Regions from separate parts of the Homo sapiens genome. Here region 2 is linked to region 1. The links are chromatin loops, found by intact Hi-C in ENCODE. Cell type or tissue: mammary epithelial cell. All regions are shown on one strand. Each heading gives the region's core, and the rest is flanking DNA. Links, peaks and the distances in the headings are about the cores only.

Evidence for each region. Peaks named below come from ENCODE experiments on the same cell type or tissue, not always from the same donor. Only the 100,000 strongest peaks of a DNase experiment are listed, where the experiment ranks them.
Region 2: it touches region 1 in a loop (2.7-fold over the local background); 6 of 110 quality-filtered maps call a loop at or near these places.

Annotation. Positions count from the first base shown.
Region 1 is chr15:41,707,900-41,716,743 of GRCh38, forward strand. It overlaps MGA (MAX dimerization protein MGA), which reads left to right. Exons shown (of 24, transcript NM_001400225.1): 7 at 205-309; 8 at 2,792-3,450; 9 at 5,252-5,597. Among named protein-coding and RNA genes, the nearest start is that of MIR626, 21 kb to the left of the region's middle. In mammary epithelial cell, for the core only: no CTCF peak of the experiment used is centred there; no DNase peak of the experiment used is centred there.
Region 2 is chr15:41,599,483-41,608,326 of GRCh38, forward strand. No RefSeq gene overlaps it. Among named protein-coding and RNA genes, the nearest start is that of TYRO3, 45 kb to the left of the region's middle. In mammary epithelial cell, for the core only: a CTCF peak has its summit at 4,544 (motif pointing right); a DNase peak (open chromatin) is centred at 4,949; H3K4me3 peaks cover 482 bases.

The sequences.
Region 1 (8,844 bases), core at 2,836-6,835:
TGAAGTTTACGTTATTTGTAACGTAAGTAAAAAGCTACCTTTATTGGTGACATTTAACATTAGTCTAAGATAGATCTTTTGTCTGTTGTTATAGTTTTGATAAGTGATTTATACACTTACCAAATTAAAGTTTTATTAATTAACTAGGTCCATAATATTGGCCTGCTAGAATTTTGGTCATCTGTTTGACTTTTTCTTTTATAGATGCGGGATTTCCCTTTGTTTCTAGGACAGGGAAAACCAATGATTTCACTAAGATCAAGGGATGGAGGGGAAAATTTCATAGTGCTTCTGCATCTAGGAATGAAGGTAATTAGTTTTTTAAAATTTTTTAAATGTTCTGAAACATGTAGCCAGAAACCTTTTGTTAAAAGTAAGTCTTGGTTGTTTTTCTTCATTCCTTCTCGCCATGGGTTTTTTGTTGTTGTTGTTGTTGAGACTGAGTTTTGCTCTTGTTGCCCAGGCTGGAGTGCGATGGTGTGATCTTGACTCACTGCAACCTCCACCTCCCAGGTTCAAGAGATTCTTCTGCCTCAGCCTCCCAAACAGCTGGGACTATAGGCATGTGCCACCACGGCTGGCTAATTTTTTGTATTTTTAGTAGATACAGGGCTTCACCATGTTGGCCAGGCTGGTCTGGAACTCCTGACCTCAGGTGATCCGTCCGCCTCGGCCTCCCAAAGTGCTGGGATTACAGGCGTGAGCTGCCGCGCCCAAGCCTTCCATGGTTTAAAATGAACTGAAAATACTTGTCTTGCTGTTTTCTGTCTGCTACCCATTTTCCTGTAGTCACAACCCTGAGGTTCAGTCAGGCTTAAATAATTGCTGCAGCCTTTTTAACAGCATTTCTGTTATTTCTGTTTCTGCAGTTACAAAAAACATTCTCAAGCATTAGTTTAGAACTGTATACTTCAGAGTTTTATAGTGATTTCCTATAGTCTTATACTTCAAACTAAACTAATCCAAGCATTTTGACTGTATCCCTCTTGGTCTCCGTTCTTAGTGCTTTTCCTTGTTCACTGCATTCGTTTGCAATTTAACCAGATAAATATGCCAGTTTTCCAAAATACTTTTCTCACCTTTTGATCTTTTCACAGTATTTATAACAATGTAATTCATGTCTCTGTACTTAATTTTTTTGTTTCTTAAAAACTAAATTTTGTGGTTGGGCATGGTGGCTCATGCCTGTAATCTACCAGCACTTTGGGAGGCCGAAGCAAGCGGATTGCCTGAGCTCAGGAATTCGAGACCAGCCTGGGCAACATGGTGAAAACCCCTCTCTACAAAAAAATGCAAAAACAGCCAGATGTGGTGGCGCATTCCTGTAGTCCGAGCTACTTGCGGGGCTGAGGTGGGAGGATCACTTGAGCCCAGGGAGGTTGAGGCTGCAGTGAGCCAAGATCACACCACTGCACTCCAGCCGGAGTGACAGAGCGAGACCCTGTCTCAAACAAACAAACAAAAACCCAAGTAAATTTTACACGCCTCTTCTTGTGGTCTTCCTTTTTCTCTAATGTTTTGTATCACACTCCAGGCATTCCAGTCTTTCTCCCTCGCTTTTTAAAGACGGGGTCTTGCTCCATTGCCCAGGTTGGAGTGCAGTGGTCCAATCTCAGCTCACTGCAGCCTTGACCTCCTGGGCTCAAGTGATTCTCCCTGCTCAGCCTCCAGAATAGCTGTGACCACAGGTGTGCGCCACCATGCCTGGCTAAGTTTTTGTAGAGCTGGGGTTTGTGATGTTGCCCAGCCTGGTCTTGAACTCCTGAGCTCAAGAAATCCACCTGCCTTGGCCTCACTAAGTGCCGGGATTACAGGCATGAACCCCCGTGCTCAGTCTCACTCTCATAAATAATCTTTTGGCATTCTGTTGAGGCCTGCTTTAATTTCTTTTTTTTTTTTTTTCCCCTGTTATGTGTTTTTCTTTTCTTTTCTTTTTTTTTGAGATGGAGTTTTGGTCTTGTTGCCCAGCTGGAGTGCAGTGGCGTGATCTCGGCTCACCGCAACCTCCCCGTCTCGGGTTCAAGCAATTCTCCTGCTTCAGCCTCCTGAGTATCTGGGGATTGCATTGCAGGCATGTGCCACCATGCTCAGCTAATTTTGTATTTTTAGTAGAGACGGGTTTTCTCCATGTTGGTCAGGCTGGTCTCGAACTCCCGACCTCAGGTGATCTGCCTGCCTCAGCCTCCCAAAGCGCTGGGATTGCAGGAGTGAGCCACTGTGCACAGGCTCCCTGTTACGTTTTTACTTATCTTTGGTCTCTTTAATCAGGTCAAAGATTGTCAAAGATTGAAGATTCTTAGGTTAAATACATTGTTAGCACTTTGTAAGAATTAGTGCCTCAATAAATAATATAATGTGATAGTTTTAGAGTAAGACATAATTTTAGAGAATGGATTTTAATGTTTTTAGTGCCCAAGACTAGAGAATGGATTTTAATGTCATTAATATCTGAGACTCATTCTCTTCACTTGGTTTTATTTATTTTTTCTTTCTGAGGAGGGATAGTTTGTTTATTAAGTATTTATTTTAAAAAATTTATTTATGTTTTTAGGGACAGGGTCCTTGTTACGTTACTTAGGCTGGTCTTGAACTCCTAGCCTGTAGCGATCGTTTTGCTTCTTCCTGTCAAAGTACTGGGATTACAGGTGGGAGTCACTGTGCCCAGCTAAGGGATAGTTTAGAAGATTCACTATCTTGTAGCTCAATATTCTTGGCCATTTTTAGTGTTTTTATGGAGATTCATAAATCTGTCCTAGATTTCTTTAAGCATTTTATGTTTTCTTATTTCTAGGTGGAAATTCAGAAAGTTCACTGAAAAATCGTTCTGCTTTCTGTAGTGATAAGCTAGATGAATACTTGGAAAATGAAGGCAAGCTGATGGAAACAAGCATGGGTTTTTCTTCTAATGCTCCCACATCTCCTGTGGTGTACCAGCTTCCCACTAAGAGTACCAGTTATGTACGAACACTTGATAGTGTACTAAAGAAGCAATCTACTATTTCCCCTTCTACCTCTTATTCTTTGAAACCTCATTCTGTACCCCCTGTCTCTCGAAAGGCAAAGTCTCAAAACAGACAGGCAACTTTCAGTGGCCGAACTAAATCATCTTATAAATCCATTTTACCATACCCTGTTTCACCAAAGCAGAAATACTCTCATGTGATTCTAGGAGATAAGGTTACCAAGAATTCTTCAGGCATCATCTCAGAAAATCAGGCGAATAACTTTGTTGTGCCAACTTTGGATGAAAATATATTTCCAAAGCAGATTAGTTTGCGGCAGGCACAGCAGCAGCAGCAACAGCAACAGGGAAGTCGCCCTCCAGGCTTGTCTAAATCTCAGGTGAAGCTAATGGACCTGGAAGACTGTGCACTTTGGGAAGGAAAACCAAGGACATACATCACAGAAGAGCGAGCAGATGTATCCTTAACAACTCTACTTACAGCTCAAGTAAGTAGCTGCTGTTTTCTGGAGGTATATTAGTGCTTGGCTAGAAAGAGCGAGGTTAGTGAGGGGAAATGGGAATGGTACTTTTTGGCAGGGTGATCAGCTAGTTTTTAGCATTTAGAACCTTCATGGGAACTAAGGCTATGTCTTCCCCATTTGTTCTTTACCAACTAGATACTCAGGTGTAGATTTCTCCTGCCATCAGAGAGAGAGAGTACAATTGCACTTTTGAATAACCTCTCTCTCCTGTATAAAGGCAACTGACCATTCTGAAAATCTCTGATTTCATTTTCCAACATATGGGCAAGTACATTGGCTGATCTTGTTAAAACAACTTTGAAAATTGTGCTTTTATTTTTTATTTTTTGAGATGGAGTCTCGCTCTGTTGCCCAGGCTGGAGTGCAGTGGCAGGATCTCAGCTCACTGCAACCTCCGCCTCCTGGGTTCAAGCTATTCTCCTGCCTCAGCCTTTCGAGTAGCTGGGACTATAGGCACATACCACTGCACCTGGCTAATTTTTGTATTTTTAGTAGAGACACGTTTTCGCCATGTTAGTTAGACTGGTCTCGAGCTCCTGACCTTAGGTGATCCACCTGTCTCACCTCACAAAATGCTGGGATTACAGGCATGAGTCACCACGCCCGGCCTGAAAATTATGCTTTTAAAAGATACTAAATCCCAGGAAATTGAAAATTAAAAACCTCTGGAGAGAAACCTTTATCTTTTGTGAAATTTTGTATTAATAATTTTTCACTTATTTATTTTTATTTTTATATTTTAGAAGTTTTATGGCAAGGGTTGCAGGAAGGAATTTTTGATCTATTGATGATGTACCTATCTTAGCAGCCTCTGGTGCATGTGAAATGATGCCACAGCACATTTATTTATTTATTTATTTGTTTTTGAGACAATGTCTCACTCTTGTTGCCCAGGCTGGAGTTTAGTGGCGTGATCACAGCTCACTGTGGTCCTCCCACCTTAGCCTCCTGAGTAGCTGGGGCCTGTAGGTGTGCACTACCACGCCTGGCTAATTTTTTGTATTATATTAAAAATACAAATGGGGTTTTGCCATGTTATCCAGGCTGGTCTCAAACTCCTGGGCTCAAGCTATCTGCCTGCCTCGGCCTCCCAAAGTGCTAGGATTACAAGCATGAGCCACTGCGCCTGGCCTTCATCATTACTTTTTTTACTTTCCATTTTGTAATTCTATGACTGAATTCTGGAACTGAAGATCATCAGATGTTGGAACTAAATGCAGATTATTTTATTCGTTATTAATCCTTCATAAAGACTTTTATTTATGTATTGTCCTATTCTTTTTTTATTAATTACCCTACAATAGGGACCAGCAAACTTTTTCTGTAAAGGGCCAAATAGTAAATATTTAAGGCTTTGCAGACCATACACTCTCTATAGGAGTTACTGAACTCTGCTGTTGTAGTTCTTCAGACGGTATGTGTATGAATTAGCCTGGTTGCGTTCCAGTGAAACTTTATGACACAGGCTGGATTTGGCCCATGGGTCTCAACCTTTGTTAATCTTTGCGTTAGAACATTATGTATAATTTATATTGAAAATAAATCCATCCTTGATAGTTTTGCCCATAATTGTCTGTACTAAGCATTAGAATGGCAGATTGTTTAGAGCCCTGGTTAGATTCATGTTCTGTCCTTTGAATCTGCATTAGTCCTGTGCTGTTAGTACTTAAAATCAGAGAGTAATGCAGTCCAGTATATGACCATAAGTTGGTGGTGGTGTAGGGGGATGGTTTAGTGGAATTACAATTTTCTCCTTTGACTTTAGGCATCCCTCAAAACTAAACCTATCCACACAATCATAAGGAAACGAGCCCCTCCCTGCAACAATGACTTCTGTCGACTGGGTTGTGTATGTTCCAGTCTAGCTTTGGAGAAGCGCCAACCTGCTCACTGCCGCCGACCAGACTGCATGTTTGGTTGTACTTGTTTGAAAAGAAAAGTTGTACTTGTTAAAGGAGGATCCAAAACTAAGCATTTTCAGAGGAAGGCTGCTCATCGAGATCCAGTATTTTATGATACTCTGGGAGAGGAGGCAAGGGAGGAGGAAGAAGGAATCAGGGAGGAGGAGGAACAATTGAAAGAGAAAAAGAAGAGAAAGAAGCTAGAATACAGTGAGTATTAATTGAGAGTTAAAACTGTGCCATATCAGTTTTTGGAAAAGTATGGTTATTTTAGAATAATACAACCTACCTTAATCCCGATCAATTATCCAATAAGAGCTTTGAGACTTCTTATTATCCTTACATGCTCTTTCTGACTGGCTATCTGAGATGCACACAAACACACACCTTTTTTAAGTTGAATTGTTCTCTGAGAATTGCTTTTTTGTGCTAAATTTAAATCATACTGTTACTTGGTTTTCTAGAATGCCCTTGATCTTTGAGTTTCTTCCATTTTCTGGATTGTGCGCATGTGCACACACACACAGGTAGACACACGTACGTTCCTTGGAAAGACTATAGATGATCCATATAATGCATCATGTTTTCTAAAAGGAGAAGTTTGCAAAAAGACCCTCTGCTCATGGTTGGAGATTTGGGGACAAAGTAGGATTGTGGTAAAGCTGAACATCATGTACTGTGTTGAAAATTGGGTTTTTTTTTGGTGGGAGAGGATAAAATATGATGTAGATGTAGACCCAAGTTACATATTATTTCATTATTGATTTTTTCGTTTCTGTTATATCTTTGTATTTTGTTCAAATGTATTGAAATGATTTTACCGTATAATTGAAACAGGTTTCTTAGTTTATCAGGGGATTAATACTCCTTTTCTTGGCAATTTATGTTTACACTTCCTGTTGCTCTGTGTTCATTTCAATCAGAGATGATGATTAATATTTCAGTGTATGTTCCATCATAACGTCATGTTCTGCTTTCCACATCAACAATTGTAGATCTAATTTTATAATGTTAGTTTTAATGGCTTCATGTTGTTATAATCCCTTTGGTTGGATAGTTAGCCTTTTTGGGTTTTCTTTATTATAAGCTGTACGGTGATGAACATCCATGTTCAAGACAGGCTATTAAAAGTGGAATTGCTGTGACAGTGTGTACATGTTAAACATTTGTAGATGTCACTAGACTTGTGCCAACTTCAGACGTATGCCAGTAGTCAGATACTGGATGGTGCCAGTTTTCTGTTCTCTTGCTCTGTTGCCCAGGCTGGAGTGCAGTGGCATGGTCTCAGCTCACTGCAACCTCCACCTCCTGGGTTCAAATGATTTTCCTGCCCCAGCCTCCTGAGTAGCTGGGATTATAGGTGTCCAGCTAATTTTTTTATATTTTAGTAGAGACGGGGTTTCACCATGTTGCGTAGGCTGGTCTTGAACTCCTGAGCTCAGGCAATCTTCCTGCCTTAGCCTCCCAAAGTGCTAGGATTATAATAGGCATGAGCCACTGTACCCAATTAGTTTTCTGTTCTAACACTGAATATTTTACAACTTTTAAAACTGTCATATGGATAGGCAGAAATTGATATTTTGTTTTAGATTTGTATTTCTTCTATGATAGATTTATTGACCATTTATCATAAACTTTTTTTCTGTAAATTGCCTTTTTGAATTCTTTGCTAACTTTTATTGGAGTGTGTTTTTTTCCTTTAGTTTGCAGAAGCTTTATATTTTCTAGGTTATAATTTTGTAATTTACATTTTCGTTTTGTTCAAGGTTCCCTCCCCCACTGCCCACCCGCCCCCAGTGAAAAAGCAGTGATAGTTAAACTTGGCAGTCTTTTCTTTTTATGGTTTCTGTCTTTTTTTTTTTTTTTCTTTTTTCTTTTTTTGAGACAGAGTCTCACTCTGTTGCCCAGGCTGGAGTGCAGTGGCACGATCTCGGCTCACTGCAACCTCCACCTCTTGGGTTCAAGCAATTCTTCTGCCTCAGCCTCCCAAGTAGCTGGGACTACAGGCATGCACCACCACACCTGGCTAATTTTTCTATTTTTAGTAGAGACGGGGTTTCACCATATTGGCCAGGCTGGTCTCGAACACCTGACTTTATGATCGGCCCACCTCGGCCTCCCAAAGGGCTTGGTTTCTGTCTTTAAAGTCTTGTTTAGAAAGTCTTTCTCTACCTTGAGATTATAAAAATATTTAATTATATTTCTTCTAGTACTTTTTTGGACTTAAAAAAAATAAGTTGTTAATATAGCTGAATTTATTTGATGTGGGATTTGTAGTAGGGAATCATATTTCCCCCAAATGCCTAGCCGTTGTACTATCACTTATTGAGAAATATACTTTTCCTACTGAATTAAAATGTCACCTGTAATATAATAAATTAAAATATATTAATGACTGGATCTCTTTCTGGCCTCTCCTGTTTTGTGACCAGTGCCAGGGTATTCTTATTTCTATTTTAGCATTTAAGTGAGATATAGTGTATTTAAATACCTAAATGATCTTTGTGTAAATAAGATTTTAAAGGTTTAAAATGAAGCATAGTGTAGATTTATTAGTTTAGTTCTACCCATATCTCCTTACTGAGTTTACTCCCTTCTTATGCTTAAGACAAGCATTTCCATTTCAAAGCAACAAAAATAAAATACGGAAGCCCACATAAGCAGGAATAGTGCTTACCTCTTAGGCTTTACTGCTTTTTGATTATTGTCTTCATCCTGTGCCCTATCCTTGACTATAATTAAACTCCGATAGCCAATTATTAAAGTATTTTTTTGTTTTCTTACTGGTACAGTTCATTATAAAAAGCAAAGCTTGCTATTCCCTATCTAGGAGCCATCAGTTTTCTTGTGCTGTTAGGGAAGGATGAAAAAGGAGGGATGGCTGGGCACGGTGGCGCAGGCCTGTAATCCCAGCACTTTGGACGGCTGAGGCGGGCAGATCACGAGGTCAGGAGATCGAGACTGTCCTGGCTAACACGGTGAAACCCCGTCTCTACTAAAAATACAAAAAAAAAAAAATTAGCCAGGCGTGGTGGCGGGCACCTGTAGTCCCAGCTACTCCGGAGGCTGAGGCAGGAGAATGGTGTGAACCCGGGAGGCAGAGCTTGCAGTGAGCCGAGATTGTGCCACTGCACTCCAGCCTGGGCGACAAAGCGAGACTCCGTATCAAAAAAAAGAAAAAGAAAAAGGAGGGGTGATATTTTTGTTAACAACTGATATGTAAAAGGAGTAGAAACAGGAAAGAGTTCTTAGAGGTAAACATGTTGCCGATACCAAAAATGGACAAAGAAAAAATATAAAAACTGGAAAAGTTGAAATCCTTTAGTATGTTTTGCAAAAAGATAGGTGGAAACTGAGGGTAAAAAAAAGTAAGTTATGAAATTGAGGTATAAGCATTTTATTTAGAATGATTGAGTGTAACCACTAAAAATAAACATAAATGTTTAAAAGTAGTCAC
Region 2 (8,844 bases), core at 2,931-6,930, 110 kb before region 1:
TGAGTGATGCTGAGGGAAGAGAAAAAAGCAAATGGCAACAGCAGCAGCAGAAGGAGAGTGAGGGTGGGAGGGAAAGGCAGAAATACAGAGTTCTACTCTTGATAATGTACTATTATTTTTGAGATAGGGTCTCGCTATGTCACCCAAGCTGGAGGGCAATGGCATGATCATGGCTCACTGCAACCGTGACCTCCTGGGCTGAAGCAATCCTCCCTTCTCAGCCTCCCAAGTAGCTAGGACTACAGGTGTGTGCCATTAGATCCGGCTAATTTTTAAAATTTTTTGTAGAGATGAGGTCTTGTTATGTTGCCCAGGCTGGTCTCGAACTCCTGACCTCAAGTGATGCTTTCATCTCAGCCTCCCAAAGTGCTGGGATTACAGGCATGAGCCACCATGCCCAGCCTTCTCTCTCTCTCTCTCTCTCTCTCTCTCTCTCTCTCTCTCTCTCTCTCTCTCTCTCTCTCTCTCTCTCTGTGTGTGTGTGTGTGTGTGTGTGAGAGAGAGAGAGAGAGAAGAGGTAGAGGTTTATTGAAATATGAACATTTGGCCAGGCTCAGTGGCTTGCATCTGTAATCCCAGCACTTTGGGAGGCCAAGGTGGGTGGATCGCTTGAGCCCAGGAGTTTGAGACCAGCCTGGGCAACATGGCGAAACCCTGTCTCTACTAAAAATGTACAAAAAATTAGCTGGGTGTGGTGGTGTGTTCCTATAGTCCCAGCTCCTTGGAGGCTGAGGTGGGAGTATGGCTTGAGCCTGGGAGGTGGAAATTGCAGTGAGCTGAGACCACGTTACTGCATTCCAGCCTGGGCAACAGAGTGAGACCCTATCTCAAACAAACAAATACAAAACCAAAAAAAAAAAAAAAAAAAAAGAGAGAGACAGAAAGAAATATAAACATTCAAGGAAATGTAAGATGGAAACAGCCATAACATATAGAGACACTTGCTGCAAGAGGATGCCTGAGGCATTTATTCACTGCCTAGGCTGCCCATGTGCTGTCACATTTTTCCTGGTTTGAATACATATAAGATGGGAAGAGGGGAGGGGACAGAGTTGCTCTGGCTGACTGCCTACCATGTGGCCTTCAGGAATGCACCTTCAGGAAAGCTCCACTTGGGCTAGGGCCCCACTCCTGGGCACCTGCTGGCACCCTCCCCTCTTGGGCTCTGGGTAAGACCTTGTGTTGTCCTTGAGGGCAGTGGGGGTTCTCACTCATCACTCAGAGGATGAGGCCAGGCAAGCTGCCTGGGGAAAGGGAGAGGATCCAATGGCCAGAAAGACACAGTGTGCTGTCCTTGCATCCTCTGGGTGGGAAGAGTCCATCTTTTGTGACCACAGCTCTGAGAAACACACTGGCCAAATGTCTGAGACACCTTTAAGCAGGCTCAGTGCCAGCCAGTTGGCCCCCTCACTGGCACCAGATCCCAGATATCCTTCTCTCCCACAGCCTGCACTTGAGGTACTTGTTTTGTGTTCAAGCTTTTTATTTCTCTTTCCTTTCCTAGACAGGACTGAATGCTAGCCACACTGTCACACTGCCTCCCATCACACATAGTGTCTCCTGCCACCACAGTCCAAGGATGTTGCAGTGGTGGTGTTCTTCTGCACTCTTCAGGGCTTACTTAGCAGAGGTAAGCCTCATCCAAGAATCATCTTTCCTTTACAACACAGGAGCAACCTACTGCATGCCAGGGTCCAAGAGGGGAGACAGGGCCTGGTGCGGTGGCTCATGCCTGTAATCCCAGCACTTTGGGAGGCCGAGGCAGGCAGATCACGAGGTCAGCAGTTCGAGACCAGCCTGACCAACATGGTGAAACCTCGTCTCTACTAAAAATACAAAAATTAGCCAGGCGTGATGGCGGGTGCCTATAGTCCCAGCTACTCAGGAGGCTGAGGCAGGAGAATTGCTTGAACCTGGGAGGTGGAGGTTGCATTGAGCGGATATCGCACCACTGCACTCCAGCCTGGGCAACAAAGCGAGGTTCCATCTCAAAAAAAAAAAAAAAAAAAAAAAGAAGGGAGACAGACCTTTTTCAGCATCTTCATTCCTTGGGGCAGCTTGACCTCCAGCAAGACTGGTAAGGACCATGGTGCAAGGAGCATGGCCTGCCCATGACCTGAACTGGAAATCCAGCCTATGTGATGGTATTAGCCTGAGTTCCTGGTTAACATTTTATAGTGACCCATCAAATATGCATAAAAAAGTAAGGAAGCCTGGGCATGGTGGCTCATGCCTGTAATCCCAGCACTTTGGGAGGCTGAGGCAGGCGGATCATGAAGTCAAGAGATCGAGCCCATCCTGGCCAACATGGTGAAACCCTGTCTCTACTAAAAATACAAAAATTAGCTGGGTGTGGTTGGGGGAGCCTGTAATCCCAGATGCTCGGAGGCTGAGGGAGGATAATCGCTTGAACCCAGGAGGCGGAGGTTGCAGTGAGCCTGGGGGACAGAGTGAGACTCCATCTCAAAAAAAAAAAAAAGAAAAAAAAAAAAAAGGAAGGAAGGAAGCTTGCAGTTTTGATTAATAATAAAGGCTGGTGTTTCCATGGTCCCCATCCCTGGGAAGACCTGTGGGCTACCTTCCCAGGTTTCTTTTGCCTCTGCAACCTGGTCGAGGGGTTAAGAGTTGGGGAGGTGAGTAGAACTGAGTGGCTTTGCTCCACTTTTTTCCCTTAATCCTGGCAAAGGGTCCCATACATCATAGCTGTTAAGATGCTCACAGCTTCTCTGAGGGCAGAGTTCACTTCATTGCTTTCTTTCTTGGGGTTTCACTCCTTTCATTCTGCTTTTTATCCTTTCCTGGCCTGGTTGACTCTGGATATATCATAGATATTTTCTGAATCTTCTTCTGTATTTGTTAAATAGGGTTAAGACCCTTCTCTGGCCTTTTCACTAGAATACAACAAAGATTAAATCAGCTTTCATTGATAAGAGAGCTTTGTATAATGCAAATTATAAGTATCATTTGTGATGGCCATAATCTAGGATTAAATTGCATTCCCTAACACAAAAACTTTCCATTCCTCAGTATGATAGTCAGAGAGGATGCTATTAGTATGTTTTCAGAAATTCCTTTTTTTTGAGACAGAGTTTCGCTCCATGCTGGAGTGCAGTGGAGTGATCTCAGCCCACTGCAACCTCCGCTTGCCGGGTTCAAGTGATTCTCCTGTCTCAGCCTCCAGAGTAGCTGGGATTACAGGCGTGCCCCACCATGCCTGGCTAATTTTTGTATTTTTAGTAGAGATGGGGTTTCACCATGTTGGCCAGGGTGGTCTCAAACTCCTGACCTCAGGCGATCCAACCACCTCACCCTCCTAAAGTGCTGGAATTACAGGTGTGAGCCACTGCGCCCAGCCTGTTTTCAGAACTTCTTTATCTCCTAGGCCAGCCAGAAACATTAGTGAGAACTTGGAAAACAACTGCTGCATGTCTGGGGTTGACATAACGTCTGTTCCCTCAGTGGGTCTTATCTTCTGCCCTGTGAACAGTGATCCACCTCATGTATTCACAATTCACAGTCTTGCTCTTCCTTTCATTCAGGTAGGCAGGTAGTCTCAGGCCAAACTTCCCAAAGGTTATGAATTCAGGTTCTGGATTCCCATCTAGAATCAGTCTACTTGGGTCCGGAACATTTGGAGCCCATGTAAATACTGAGTGTGTGTGTGGTGTGTGTGTGTGTCTGTGTAGGGAGGATGAACTTGAAAATGCTATGGAAATAAATAATGGAGTAGCAAGGAGGACGTTCTGTCTGATTACAGTAAAATAATTCTAAATTAATAGGAGACGGGAATAGGAAAGGTGACTAAGAGAAAAGCTAATTTCTGATAGAAACTTAGGGAGCAAAACCTATGTAGCTAAGCAGCGGCTAAGAGGGAATGAGACATGATATAAAACCTGAAGAAGAGGCGTCCTGGTTTTAGCTTAGCCCAAGGGCAAAAGTAATAGGAGAATAAAACAGACTTCTACAATCTGTAGATTTCTTCTTGTTCTGCTAGAAAAGACAGAGTTGGTGGGGGACAGTGGGGTGTTTAGGACTATATGGAACCTTCTTGAAACACATACAGATAGCTTAAGGACAGACAGCATGACCACAAGTCTTCAATCTGTCATTAACTTGCACGTGTGGGTGTGTGACATCTACCTCTGACTGGAAACAGCAATTAGAAGGCGGCTTTCGTCTCTTAGAAGAGTGCCTGTTCCTATGTGAGGAGCACCCAGGACTTCAGCTGGATGACAGTGGGAAGCTGTTGATGTAGTGGCTTTGACAGCTTCAACTCATGTCTGCTTTGGTGTCAGACACTCCTGATCTTTCCCGAGCTTTCACGCAGTACAGTAGGAAAAACTGTAGGCTTCTCTTCTCAGTAAAGGACTAGATATTGCCACTCATCACTCTTCTTAAGTCTATCCACTAAGAGTGAAGAAGCATGTCAGAGCTTACCCATCGGTCCTGAACTGACCTCCTCTGGAGGTCTCTCAGTTGGCCACAGTTTAGCTCTGTGTCCTCATCACTATGAGGAATTAGTCTTCCCTTCGCATCCACCAGGAGGAGGTAGAGGGCATGCCCGTTTGGGTGATGCCAGGACCGGCGCGCTTCACAGGGGTTTGTAAGCACCCCCTCAACCTCCCTTCCTTTTCCTGGCAGCAAATAGCAGAGGTTAGTGAGCATCAGCCTTGTCTCCCTGAGTGGGGAGGAGGGAAATGGGGGAAGGGAGACAGCATATCAAAATGCACTTCCAAAATGAAAATGAAGACAAAAAAGAAGAAAAAATGATTTCTGTGGCACATGGTGCTACTGAGGGAGAGGTGATGACAGCCTCCTCCCATTTCAGGAACAGTTCCCAGCGTTGTCTGTAGGCGGATTCACATGACACATTCTTAAACCCAATTCCATTCTGTGTTGCGTTTGCTCCTTGCTCACATCTCAGGAACAATGTATCTCTACATCTTTGTATCTAAGTTTGATTCTGAATGGATTGTCTAGCTGAATATCCCGGCTGCCCCGCTTGTAATGAATTTGTGCCAGTACTTAGCCTTTTGAGTCATGAAACCCCATCAACCCAGCTCTCTGCATCTGCACATGACCTGGAATGCCTGGAGAGTTACTAAGAAGTTGGAAGTTCTTCACGATGTCTCGATGTGAAAAAATACAAATGCATATTGCTGGAGGAAGTAATACCAATGATGCAAATTTGCCTGGAAACTATTCTGAACCCAGCTGTCCTTCCTGGAAAATGAAATTTTGGTTGCGGCATTTTTTGATTGATGTCTCTACATGAGGAGGTTTTTGGCTTTTTAGTGTTGCTGCTTTTCTGTTCTCACTCCTCTAAGAATCTTTGCCAAAATACCACTGACATTTGAGGAAGAGAATAGAGACAGTTTGGTTTCTTACTTGTAAATTCCTCTGTTTCCTTGGTGATGTAAATAATTATGTAATATATAAAAAGTTTTTAGCAAATTCAAATTTTGGTTTGAAAAAAACAGGTTTTGTTACCTGTGGTAAAGTCTAGAGGAACAATCTCAGAGAGCTAGAAACTGTCTGTTCCTCCTTAACTCTTTTTACTATTATTATTTTTAAATTTTTAGTAGAGTCAGGGTTTCACCATGTTGGCCAAGCTGGTCTGGAACTCCTGACCTCAAGTGATCTGCCCGCCTCGGCTTCCTATAGTGCTGAGATTACAGGCGTGAGCCACCGCGCCCAGCCGTGTTCCTCTTTAACTGTTTTTAAATTAGAAAATCTAGCCAGGCGCAGTGGCTCACGTCTGTAATCCCAACACTTTGGGAGGCCAAGGCTGGCAGATCACCTGAAATCAGGAGTTCGATACCAGCCTGGCCAACATGGTGAAACCCTGTCTCTACTAAAAATACAAAAAATTAGCTGGGCATGGTGGCAGGTGCCTGTAATTCCAGCTACTCAGGAGGCTGAGGCAGGAGAATCGCTTGAACCTGAGAGGCAGAGGTTGCAGTGAGCCAAGATTTCACCATTGCACTCCAGCCTGGGCAACAAAAACAAAACTCTGTCTCAAAAAAAAAAAAAAAAGAAAAAGAAAGATAAGAAAAAGAAAATCTCTCCTGAAACATAGGGGCTACTGAGACCCCAAATCTAATGCCATTTTAAACATGCACTTTTAAAAGTTTCAGTAAGTCTGCCCAGGTGTGCGGCTGGTGTACAGCCCTGTCAGAAGACAGCCTAGAATAATTCTCTGCCACCTTCAGCTTTATTAGGAGAATCCTGTCCAAAGGGCAGACCCAGAGTCCAGGAATGTGAAAGGAAGGGCAGAATCACCTCAAACAGCCCGAAAGGACTGAGGAATTCCACACATCTGGTTTGTGGAATCTTCAAGGGGAGAGGTTCTATTAGCAGAAGAAAATAGGAGACTGATGGTCTGGAAGAGGGCTCACTCTATTTGCACCCTCAGAGGCATACTTTTCACTCTGGCTATTCTAAACTTTTATATTCACTCAGGTTCCCAATTTCCGCTCTTCCTTTTCCATCGGTTACTCTTTTACTCTTGGCAAATCGCCTTATCTCCTTTCTATCTCGTGGGTAGAAATATGAGCACTACCTTTTTTTTTTCTTTTTGAGACAGGGTCTCACTCTATTAACCCAGTCTGGAGTGCAGTGGTACAATCACGGCTCACTGCAGCCTCCACCTCCCAGTCTCAATCGATCCTCCCATCTCAGCCTTCTGAGTAGCTGGGACTACAGGCACACATCACTATGCCCGGCTAATTATTATCATTATTTTTTTTGTAGATATGAGGTCTCACCATGTTGCCCAGTCTGGTCTCTAACTCCTAGGCTCAACTGATCCTCCCACCTTGGCCTTCCAAAGTGCTGGGATTACAGGTGTGAGTCACCATGCCTGGCTGAGTACTACCATTTATTAGCTGTTTGACCTTGTTAAAGTCACCTCACTTCTTGGTGACTCTGTTTCCATAACTGTAAAATGGGGATAACAATAGTATATACTTTAGGAGGTTGTAAGGATTAAGTGAGTTAATACATTACAAATTATTTAGGCTAGTAAATGCTAGGGCTTATGATTATTACTGAGAAGACAGAAATCAATGACATGAACTCCATTATACAAATTCCTCTCCACCTAAAAAATACCTGTATCATTACCCACCACTTCTTCTCTTTCTACTTCAGAGCAAATGACTGTCTTATTTTCTTTTTTCTTTCTTTTTTTTTTTTGAGAAGGAGTCTCACTCTGTCAGCCAGGCTGGAGTGCAGTGGTGCGATCTTGGCTCACTGCAACCTCCGCCTCCCTGGGTTCAAGTGATTCTTCTGCCTCAGCCTCCCAAGTAGCTGGGACTATAGGCGCCCACCACAACGCCTGGCTAACTTTTGTATTTTTAGTAGAGACAGGATTTTGCCATGTTGGCCAGGCTGGTCTCGAACCCCTGACCTCAGGTGATCCACCCGCCTCGGCCTCCCAAAGTGCTAGGATTATAGGCATGAGCCACTGAGCCCAGCCAACTGTCATTTCCTAAATTGGCGCTTTCCACCTGTGTCTTGATTCTATCTTCTCCTGTCTCCTTAAGGGAACTTATTGCATGATTTATTTTCTCCTTCACATTTTAAATTGGTTCCTTTGTCCTGTCTCCTTGTTTTCATCTCACACGCATTCAGGTCTCTCCCATTTGGAAAAGGCCTCTATATGACCTCACTCTCTTTAAGCTACTGTCCCATTTTTTCCTCCTCCTTTTACTGCCAAATACTGTGTGCCTCCATGTCTTCATGACTCATTCTCTCATTATTCCTCTGCCATCTGGCTCTTTCCTGCAACACCCCACTCTCACATAGCTGTGCCTATGGTCATCCAGCTCTAAATTCAAAGAACTTAAAAAAATGTTTAAGAGATGTGGTCTTGCTTTATTGCCCAGGCTGGAGTACAGTGGCTATTGACAGCCACAATTACAGCTCACTGCAGCCTCCAACTCCTGGGCTCAAGCAATCCTCCTGCCTCAGTCTCCCCAGTAGCTGGGACTATAGATGCACATCACTGCACATGGCTCCAAAGGACTTTTCTTGATTTCTGTTCTCCTTAGCCTCTTTGCTGTGATCAATATTGCTGACCATCATCTGCTATGAGAAATCCTCTCCTCTCTTGGCCTGTATGCAAGTCTGCTGTGCTGCTGCTTCTCCTCTCCTGTGGCCTCTTTGTCTAATGCCTCTAGAGGCTCCATTTCTTTCTTTCCACTCCTCAGCTGTGGGAATGGAGACAGGTTTGATGGCCAACCTTTTGATTTCTTTCTTTCTTTTTTTGAGATGGAGTCTTGCTGTGTTGCCCAGGCTGGAGTGCAGTGGCATGATCTTGGCTCACTGCAACCTCCACCTCCTGGGTTCAAGCAATTCACCTGTCTCAGCCTCCTGAGCAGCTGGGGTTACAGGCACACACCACCATGTCCAGCTAATTTTTGTATTCTTAGTAGAGATGAGGTTTCACCATGTTGGCCAGGCTGGTCTCGGACTCTTGACCTCATGATCCGCCCGCCTTGGCCTCCCAAAGTGCTGGGATTACAGGCATGAGCCACCACTCCTGGCCCTGATTTATTTCTATACTCATACTCTTTGATCTTTTTCTCACGCCTTATTATATCTCTAAATGTCTCCTGAACACTCATCCTTCATCTTTCTTTTTTTTTCTTTTAAGACAGAGTCGCTCTGTTGCCCAGCCTGGAGTGCAGTGGTGTGATCTCAGCTCACTGCAACCTCCGCCTCCTGAGTTCAAGTGTCTCCTGCCTCAGCCTCCCAAGTAGCTGGGATTACAGGCACCTGCCACCACCTCGTCTAATTTTTTTTTTTTTTTGAGATAAGAGTCTTGCTTTGTTGCCCAGG